2 separate regions of the Homo sapiens genome follow, and region 1 is linked to region 2. Evidence: chromatin contacts called from ENCODE Hi-C data. All regions are on one chromosome and are shown on one strand. Each heading gives the region's core, a stretch centred on a gene start or an enhancer-like site at or near the end of the contact. The rest is flanking DNA. Distances are from core to core; before and after follow the strand shown. Region 1 holds the start of TYW5 (tRNA-yW synthesizing protein 5). Region 2 holds the start of CCDC150 (coiled-coil domain containing 150).

What was found. A loop is a pair of places that touch in the nucleus more often than their neighbours do. Pooled maps may share reads with other maps.
Region 1: a map of naive thymus-derived CD4-positive, alpha-beta T cell shows a loop between it and region 2 (22-fold over the local background). The contact joins the promoter of TYW5 here to the promoter of CCDC150 in region 2. A Hi-C loop is called at or near these places in 2 of 168 maps with a recorded cell type or tissue (breast epithelium and naive thymus-derived CD4-positive, alpha-beta T cell) and 7 of 50 pooled maps.

Annotation. Positions count from the first base shown.
Region 1 is chr2:199,953,485-199,957,922 of GRCh38, forward strand. It overlaps TYW5 (tRNA-yW synthesizing protein 5), which reads right to left and starts at 2,007. Exons shown (of 8, transcript NM_001039693.3): 1 at 1,909-2,007. The coding sequence starts at 1,986. MAIP1 (matrix AAA peptidase interacting protein 1) reads left to right here and starts at 2,098. Exons shown (of 5, transcript NM_001394955.1): 1 at 2,098-2,764. The coding sequence starts at 2,315. RefSeq lists enhancers at 1,651-2,850, 1,961-2,080, 2,251-2,410, 2,431-2,530.
Region 2 is chr2:196,638,270-196,642,149 of GRCh38, forward strand. It overlaps CCDC150 (coiled-coil domain containing 150), which reads left to right and starts at 1,446. Exons shown (of 28, transcript NM_001080539.2): 1 at 1,446-1,509. The coding sequence starts at 1,498. LOC105373823 (a long non-coding RNA gene) reads right to left here and starts at 1,416. Exons shown (of 2, transcript XR_923747.3): 1 at 1,127-1,416; 2 at 159-298. RefSeq lists enhancers at 958-1,177, 1,198-1,247, 1,232-1,769, 1,770-2,307.

The DNA.
Region 1 (4,438 bases), core at 757-3,256, 3.3 Mb after region 2:
CTATAAAGCCTCGAAAAAACAGTCTATTTTTTAAAAAGTCATTTTGTGCCTTATTGATTTTTGAAATGTCATGCTTATTATACACTAAATTTCCATAGGAATAGGTATTTCTGCACTTTCTATTCTATTCCCTTGGTCTATCTATTCATGTACCTGTACAATATACAGTGTTAATTATGGAGTTATTAGAAAATGTTTAACAAAAAACTCATAGCACTATGCCCCCTCATACTTTTTAGTGTTTCCAGATAGAAAGGTCTTTTTTTCCAATTTTGTTATTAATTTCTAGTTTTACTGCCCATGGCCAGAGAAAGTTGTTTGTAATTTTCGACTTTTTAAAATGTAATGATGCTTTGTGCTGTATGTCTTGTCTGAAGAGATTAAATTACAAAATACCTTTTGCTATGACTCTTACAAAGCACTTCCACATACCCTAATCTTCACAACACTGCCCTTTAGGCAACTTACGTCTAGCACATTCTGAGATAGGGGGTGTCTAAGGACAGGGAGAGCAAGAACAACCCATCTAGTACAAGTCTCCAAACTAATAAAGGCTTGAATCCTCTCCCGTAGGTTGCTATCAAAAGAAAAACTTCATTCCTCCCGCATCCCCCCAACCCCGCCTTTTTTTTTTTTAAGCTAGGGTCTCACCCTCTCGCCCATGCTGGAGCAGTGGCAGGATCATGGATCACTGCAGCCTCGACCTCCCGGGCTCAAGCAGATCCTCCGACCTCAGCCTCCAGAGTAGCTGGGAATACAGGCGTGCGCCACCACGCCCGGCTAATTTTTGTATTTTTTGTACAGACGGGGATTCACCATATTGGCCAGGCTGGTCTTGAACTCCTGACCTCAAGTGATCCACCGACCTGGGCCTCCCAAAATGTTAGGATTACTGGCATGAACCACGGCGCCCAGCCCATCCGACTTTTGTAACACTCAGAATTGTAGTTTTGTTTGTTTGTTTGAGACCGAGTTTAGCTCTTGTTGCCCAGGCTGGAGTGCAGTGGCGCGATCTCGGCTCACTGCAACCTCCGCCTCCCGGGTTCAAGCGATTCTCCTGCCTCAGCCTCCCGAGTAGCTGGGATTACAGGTATGGGCCACCACCATGCCCGGCTAATTTTGTATTTTTAGTAGAGATGGGATTTCTACTGGCTGGTCTTGAACTCCTGACCTCCGGTGATCCGTCCGCCTCGGCCTCGCAAAGTGCTGGGATTACAGGCGTGAGCCACCGCGCCCGGCCCCAGAACTGTAATTCTATGACCACCCTTATAAATGTAAATATCAGGTAAGAAAATTGCTGGGTATTTTTCCTACCATAAACTGACTTACTGTAATCCTGTGGATTTTTCCTTTTAATACCTTGTTTTTCTTAGGTCTGGACTCCCTTGAAAAGCACTGCAAGTAAAAGCACTTTTTGTTTCCCTAATATTTCTCTATGAGTTTTCTTTTAAAGACCTAAGGTTCTAACTACAGGTATAAAAGACTCCAATGTCGGAACTAGAACCTAAGTAAGTTAGAATTCAAGACGAGTAGGAGTTTTCCGGGGGAATCCCATTGCTTTCCTTTTTGGCTCAGTGGAGTGAAAAGTTGTGCCTTCAAATCCATTAATTCGGAGCAGACTGACAGATGCGGAGTAAAGAGTTTAGGCAAAATACCTCTCGCACTCAGCTCTCCGCCATCATCTTGCTCCCCAGAAACATGGGACTTTCTCCGGAAATTTCAATAGAGGAGCCAGTCGGCGTCCCCCGTGCACCTTTCCCTTGGTCTAAGGGCCAACCAGTGATCTGCTGCCGTCCTGCGCCTCTTTCCCACACCCTGGGTCTCTAAAAACCAGTTCCCAGCTGTCCGAAAGGTAAAGACGTGTCTCTCGCTGGTTTCTCGAGGTTCTGCCCCGCGCGAGGGCCTCACCTGTGGGTAGAGGTGCTGCATGAACTGCTCCCGAGAAACGCCCTCCAGCCGGGGTACCGGGAGGTGCTGCCCGGCCATGGTTGCTCACGCCTGCCCTCTTCCAGGTCTTCGGAACTTCGGCTCTAAAGCGTTCCTCAGCGCCATCCGCCCGGAAACACGAGCGACAGAGAAAAGGTCCGCGAGGCCGGCAGACTCCAGAGTGGCTGGGTCCGAGCGCGGGGCGGGTTGCCGAAGGGCCTCGGCCTGGGCTGCGTGCTGGAGAGCGGGGACGGGGCCGACTCACCAGAGGCTGCAGCAACAGGTCCACTTTGCTCTCCAGTCTCTTTCTCCGACACCGCTGAGGCGGTTTCCCACCGACTTCCTTTCCATACAGCACCGGCAGGCACCGGTGTGAAGGGTCATAAAAATGGCGCTGGCCGCTCGTTTGCTACCCCAGTTCCTGCACTCTCGGTCGCTGCCCTGCGGGGCCGTCCGACTCCGGACTCCTGCTGTGGCCGAGGTGAGGCTGCCGTCGGCCACACTTTGCTACTTCTGCCGCTGTCGCCTCGGCTTGGGAGCGGCGTTATTTCCACGAAGCGCTAGGGCCTTGGCAGCCTCGGCGCTACCTGCCCAGGGCTCCCGGTGGCCAGTGCTCAGCAGCCCGGGACTCCCCGCAGCCTTCGCTTCTTTCCCTGCCTGCCCTCAGCGCAGCTACAGCACGGAGGAGAAGCCCCAGCAGCACCAGAAAACCAAGATGATCGTCCTGGGATTCTCCAACCCCATCAACTGGGTTAGGACTCGAATTAAGGCCTTCCTTATCTGGGCCTATTTCGACAAAGAGTTCAGCATCACAGAGTTCTCCGAGGGAGCGAAGCAGGTTTGTTTATTTCCCTGATTGACCTATCCGTCTCTAATGAGTTCAACTATTGCTCGCAGAAGTGCTTAGCAGTGAGTTTTCTTCACTGGGATACAAGTGATCAAACGTGATTAGTGGCCCAGACATAGAGCCTTCCAGCCATTGCTTGACTTAAAGTAAGCTTCTGGGCCGGGAATGGTGGTACACGCCTGTAGTCTCAGCTACTTGGGAGGCTGAAGGGGAGGATCGCTTGAACCCAGGAGTTGGACGTTGTAGTGAGCTGTGATCGTGCCATTGCACTCCAGCCTGGGATACAGAGCCAGGCCCTGTCTCAGAAAGAAAAAGCTATATGGCTCATCTTGTCTGAACATAATTTTCAAATTTACAAAGTGGGCAAGACAATGCCTGGCACATAGTAGGCACTCCATGAATGTTTGCTGAATACATTAATAAATGGGTAAGATTGAAGAATAATTGAGATAACATTTCCAAAGTGCTGTAATGTCACCTTGGGTAGAAGAGCAGAACTTCCTGCCAGCTATTAGACAGAGCCGACCAATACACCACCCCATACTCCGTAAAGATTAAACTGGAGATGAGCAATTTTACCCTTTCAAAGGATTTGCTGAGACTGCCTGGTGGCTAAGTGCACAGCACCCTGCACACAGAAAATATTTAGCCTTTAGAGATTCTTATCCCTGACTTTGTTAGTTACGTACCTGTTTCTGAATGGCTGATTATACCTTGCCTTACCCTTGTGACATATGGTCACTTGGGTCCTGAGATTATTTGTAGATTTTGTGGGTACATGCTTTTTTTTTTTTTTTTTGGACTCCTTTACAGATTGTATCGTTCCCAAACATTGCAGAACTGCTGATAACAATAGAAGTCGGCCAGGCATGGCGGCTCACGCCTGTAATCCCAGTACTTTGGGAGGCCGAGGCAGGTGGATCACAAGGTCAGGAGTTCGAGACCAGCCTGGCCAATATGGTGAAACAGTGTCTCTTCTAAAAATACAAAAATTAGGCGTGGCGAGCCCCTGTAGTCCCACCTACTCTGGAGGCTGAGGCAGGAGAATTGCATGAACCCGGGAGGTGGAGGTTGCAGTGAACCAAGATTGCGCCACTGCACTCCAGCCTGGGTGACAGAGCGAGACTCCGTCTCAAAAAACAAAAACAAACAAAAAAACCACAATAGAAGTCAGAAAGTTTATTTCCCGCTTCATACCTCCATATGCCTTAAAACCATGCTATTGGTGTAATCATTTTACAGTATTGGTTGTATACTGGTATTGATATTTTACTCCAAATTTATTTCAGATTCTTTCCATAATCATGGCCATTTGTATTTATAAGACCAATCAGTTGTAAATCAAATGTTTTCAACTTTGTTTAATAAGTGTCAGTATTAACTCCTGCTGCCTGCTTCTCTGAGTCAACTCTTGACTACTATATATATTTATATAAAAAAAGTCAAAGAACAAACTTGATTAAGATGCTTAACTCAGCATTATAATTGATAAACCTCTGCTCTTGTCAGTTCTCAAAGTCTTTTGTCCATGCAGTGGTAAGTTGTATTGATCCTACTGTTCTGTACAATGCCCACTGATGATATATGAGCTTGTCCACCTCATAACACATATGATGGTACCAGTTCATTTATGTTTCAGTAAGGAATGGAAATCATCTCCCCACC
Region 2 (3,880 bases), core at 196-2,695:
TTTGAGGAGAAGGTGAAAACTCTCATTACACAAAAACACGTGGATACATGTATCACTCATCTCTTAATTCCACTGATAAACCAGAGGTCATTGCAAGATAAAACATACATAATGAAAATAATTGGCTGTTTGCACTGACGCTTTAAAATACATTTTCATTTCCTATTAAAAGCTTTATTTGGTCCCTTTCTCTGAATAATGTATGCAGTGCTCATTTCTCTTCACCGGATCGGCTCAAAGCTTGATGAATATGGCTGTGGTTTGATGGGCAGTCTCTGCATCTCACATTGAGGCTCCGCTATGAAAAGAATTAGAATAGCAAGATCAATTGTCAGGCTAAGTAAATGAGCTCTCATCTCGGATCTGATTGCTTATATGAGAGGGCTGAAGTGATTCTTGGCTGCACTCTCAGGGAGAAGAGAGAAATGCATTTTAATTGCCCTGGCAGGGATAACAGGTGTTCTGTCCAGCTACCAAAACGCAAAGCCGCGTCTTTGCACTATAGAAGGCTTTCCCTTAAGTGAGAATACATATTCTTAAAGCAAAACAACTCAGAAACGCTGGTGTGGTGATGCACGCCTGTAATCCCAGGACTTTGGGAGGCCGAGGTGGGCGGATGGCTCGAGCCCAAAGAGACCAGCCTGAGCAATATGGTGATGACCCCGCCTCCACGAAAAAATACAAAAATTAGCCAGACGTGGTGGCGCGCGCCTGTGGTCCCAGATACTGGGGAGGCTGAGATGGGAGGATCGCTTGAGCTCGGGAGGTCGAGGCTGCAGTGAGTCGAGATCGCACCACCGTAATCCACCCTTGGCGACAGAGGAAGACCCTATCTCAAAAAAGCAAACCACCAAAAAAACCAGGGACAGCTCAATGCTCTTTTCCGTTTCATAGCTACTTACACTCAGATTTACAAATACCTATTAACTTGTAGACAGGGCAAGAAATAATTTATGCTGAAGAGACGAAAGACCTGAAAACAGATTTCTGTGTTTTACTCTCCATGTGGCCATCATGGACGAGGACGAAGAGGGACTTGATTTTTCCTTTAACGAGAAGAATGTTTAAGCTCTGAATTTTTAACCAATTTTTATGCTCGTTACTCTGCTGTAGGGTATGTATTTACCAAGATTAGCAGAACACCGCGAGTTCACCAGGCGGAGACAAGTCACTGTGAAGTGGGCAGCACAGGACCCCCCGGAGGGCAGGCGCCGGAAACTACATATCCCGGCGTGCCCCGCTCGCGAGCACAGTGGAGCCTGCCGCCATTCGGTTCACGGCGCTACGCATTCCCTGAGCGCCGCCGGATGCCGGCCTGGGTCCCGCCCAGGGCTGAGGGCCCTCCTGGGCCGGGAAAACTACAGTTCCCGACATGCCCTGCCACGGGTGCGCCTGCGTACCGGAGCTACTGCGCCGGGGAGCGGGTTGGTTTAAAATGCTGTGTTAGTTCCACGGAAACCCGCTCGCCTGCTGCAGTACGGAGCCTCAGGCGGACAGATGGACTGTAAGGTGAGGCTGCCGGGCCCCGGGCTGGTGAGGGGTGGTCGGAGGCTCGCGAGGCTTCGGCTCAGATAAGGACAGTCACCACTCCCTGGCGCCCTCTCCCTGTCCTGACGGAGTCCAGTCTCACTCCCTGGACCTCAGGGCCCTGATTTAAGGCGCTTTGGCGTTGGCTGCCGGTGAAAGCCATTTAGGAGCGAAGTTTGCATTGGCCTGGCTCCAGCTGAGGGATGGGAGATAGCCACCGAAGCCTCCAGATAAGCCCAATACCACCTTTATTTATGTGTTAAGTTGGAGTTTAATAGGTTCCTGGGAAGGCTATTTCGGCGTTAATGTTTGATTTTTGCCACCAGTTAATCCTCCCTGGCTTGCTTACCAGAATATAGGTGTCAGGAATTTGCACTTGTTCTTTACGGTTTCCGCAGTACCTGGCGCTCTTGCTAGAACGGAATAGACATTCGTTAAATTCCTGTCGAAGTATTCTCCTGTTTATTTACCACCTATAATTTCCCAGGCACTGTATTAGGCTCTAAAGATAGAAAAATGTCTATTTTTAACCCCACTTTAGAGAAGTTCGTATTAGTCCGTCTTAAATGCCCCCCAACACATGCTTCTAATTTGTTAATCTTGGCGTGCTCAGGACTAGGTCCTTTAATCCTTTGTGTTCTCTGTTATCCCGCCTTATGGTTTTCTTGAGCTCTTCAGAAATTAGTCTCCAGTCCACACCTCACCCCCAAACTTCAGATCCACAAATTCAATAATGTATTTGGTATCTTTCATGTTTTAAATTTGACATTTTAAAAACTACTCTTTATCTTTTCCACAAAACGGATTCTTCCTTAATAAGTTTGCATTGTCTCAGTGATAGCACCATCCAGGCCAAAAACCCTGTAGTAATCTTGGCTTCTTCCTTTCCCTCATATCTCATATCTAATGCATCAGCAAAAGCTATCTTTCAAGTATATCTAACCACTAACCACTTCTTACAGTAGGAATACCGCTGCTGTCACCTTGGTTCTGGCCAGCAGCATCTCTACTTCTGCTTTTGTTCTTCCACCATTTGGAGTGGGAGGGAGTCAAAATGATCCAGTTAAAAGGAAAGTTGGATAGCATTCCTCAGCTATAGACCTCCAGTGACTCTGAGAATCACTGACAGCAAAAGCCAGACTTCTACAATGGCCTTCAAGGCTCTGTGTATTCTGTTTTTTGTTTTTTTGAAACGGAGTCTCGCTCTGTCGCCCAGGCTGGAGTGCAGCAGTCTCAGCTCACTGCAAGCTCCGCCTCCTGGGTTCACACCATTCTCCTGCCTCAGCCATCCGAGTAGCTGAAACTACAGGAGCACGCCACCACGCCCGGCTAATTTTTTTTTTATTTTTATTTTTGTATTTTTAGTGAGACGGGGTTTCGCCGTGTTAGCCAGGATGGTCTCGATCTCCTGACCTCTTGATCTGCCCGCCTCGGCCTTCCAAAGTGCTGGGATTACAGGCGTGAGCCACCGCGCCCAGCCGTATTCTGGTTTTATTATTACCGTCTGACCTCATCTCTCAATGTTCTCTGTGTTACTCCTTCCTCTCCAGCCAAACCCACCTCTTTATTATGTGCGGACTCATCAGACCTTCTAACTTCAGGCCTTTGCACTTGCTGTTTCCGTCTTCTGGGCCTTTCTGCCCTCTGATATCTATATAACAGGTCTTTGCTCAAATGTTATGAGGCCTTCTTTGACCACCCTGTTTAAAATGAAAATCTGCCCTGTAGCCTCCATACCATGTTCTTTCCTATTTCATTTTCCTCCTTTGCACTTATCACCAATAAACAAACTATGTATTTTACTTAGTGTCTGTCTTCTTCAGCTGGAATATAAGCTCCACGAAGGCAGGGAGTTTTGTTCGTACTGTTCTACCCAACCCCTGCCCCCCGCCTCATTGCCTATAACAGTGTGTGGCTCATGGTAAATGTTCAGGAAATATTTGTTAGATGTGTGAGTGAATGAAGACAGTGTTACCATATTATTTTCTAGTGGTTGTGATAAACAACATTGACTCCCTGGACTGTTATTTTGGAACCAACAGCATGTACTTGTATACGCTTTTGCCAGTGTACACCTATTGCCAGGTGTAGGAATGGAGCCTGTGTCCACAGAAGCATGTGTTCTCTTTTCAAAGTCATCTGGTTTTTACTAGTATATTACTTGTGACATTGGTCTTTTTCTTGCCATGCTTTCCATAAGGTTACCTGCCTAGAAGCTCTTTGGAAATATTCTCCCTAAACATCAAGACAGAATTCTGTTAGTTTGATAATAATATATGCATAGAAATTAGTTATGAATGAACTTTTTTAAAAATAAAAGTTTATATCTCAGTATTTTTATTATTGTTACTAT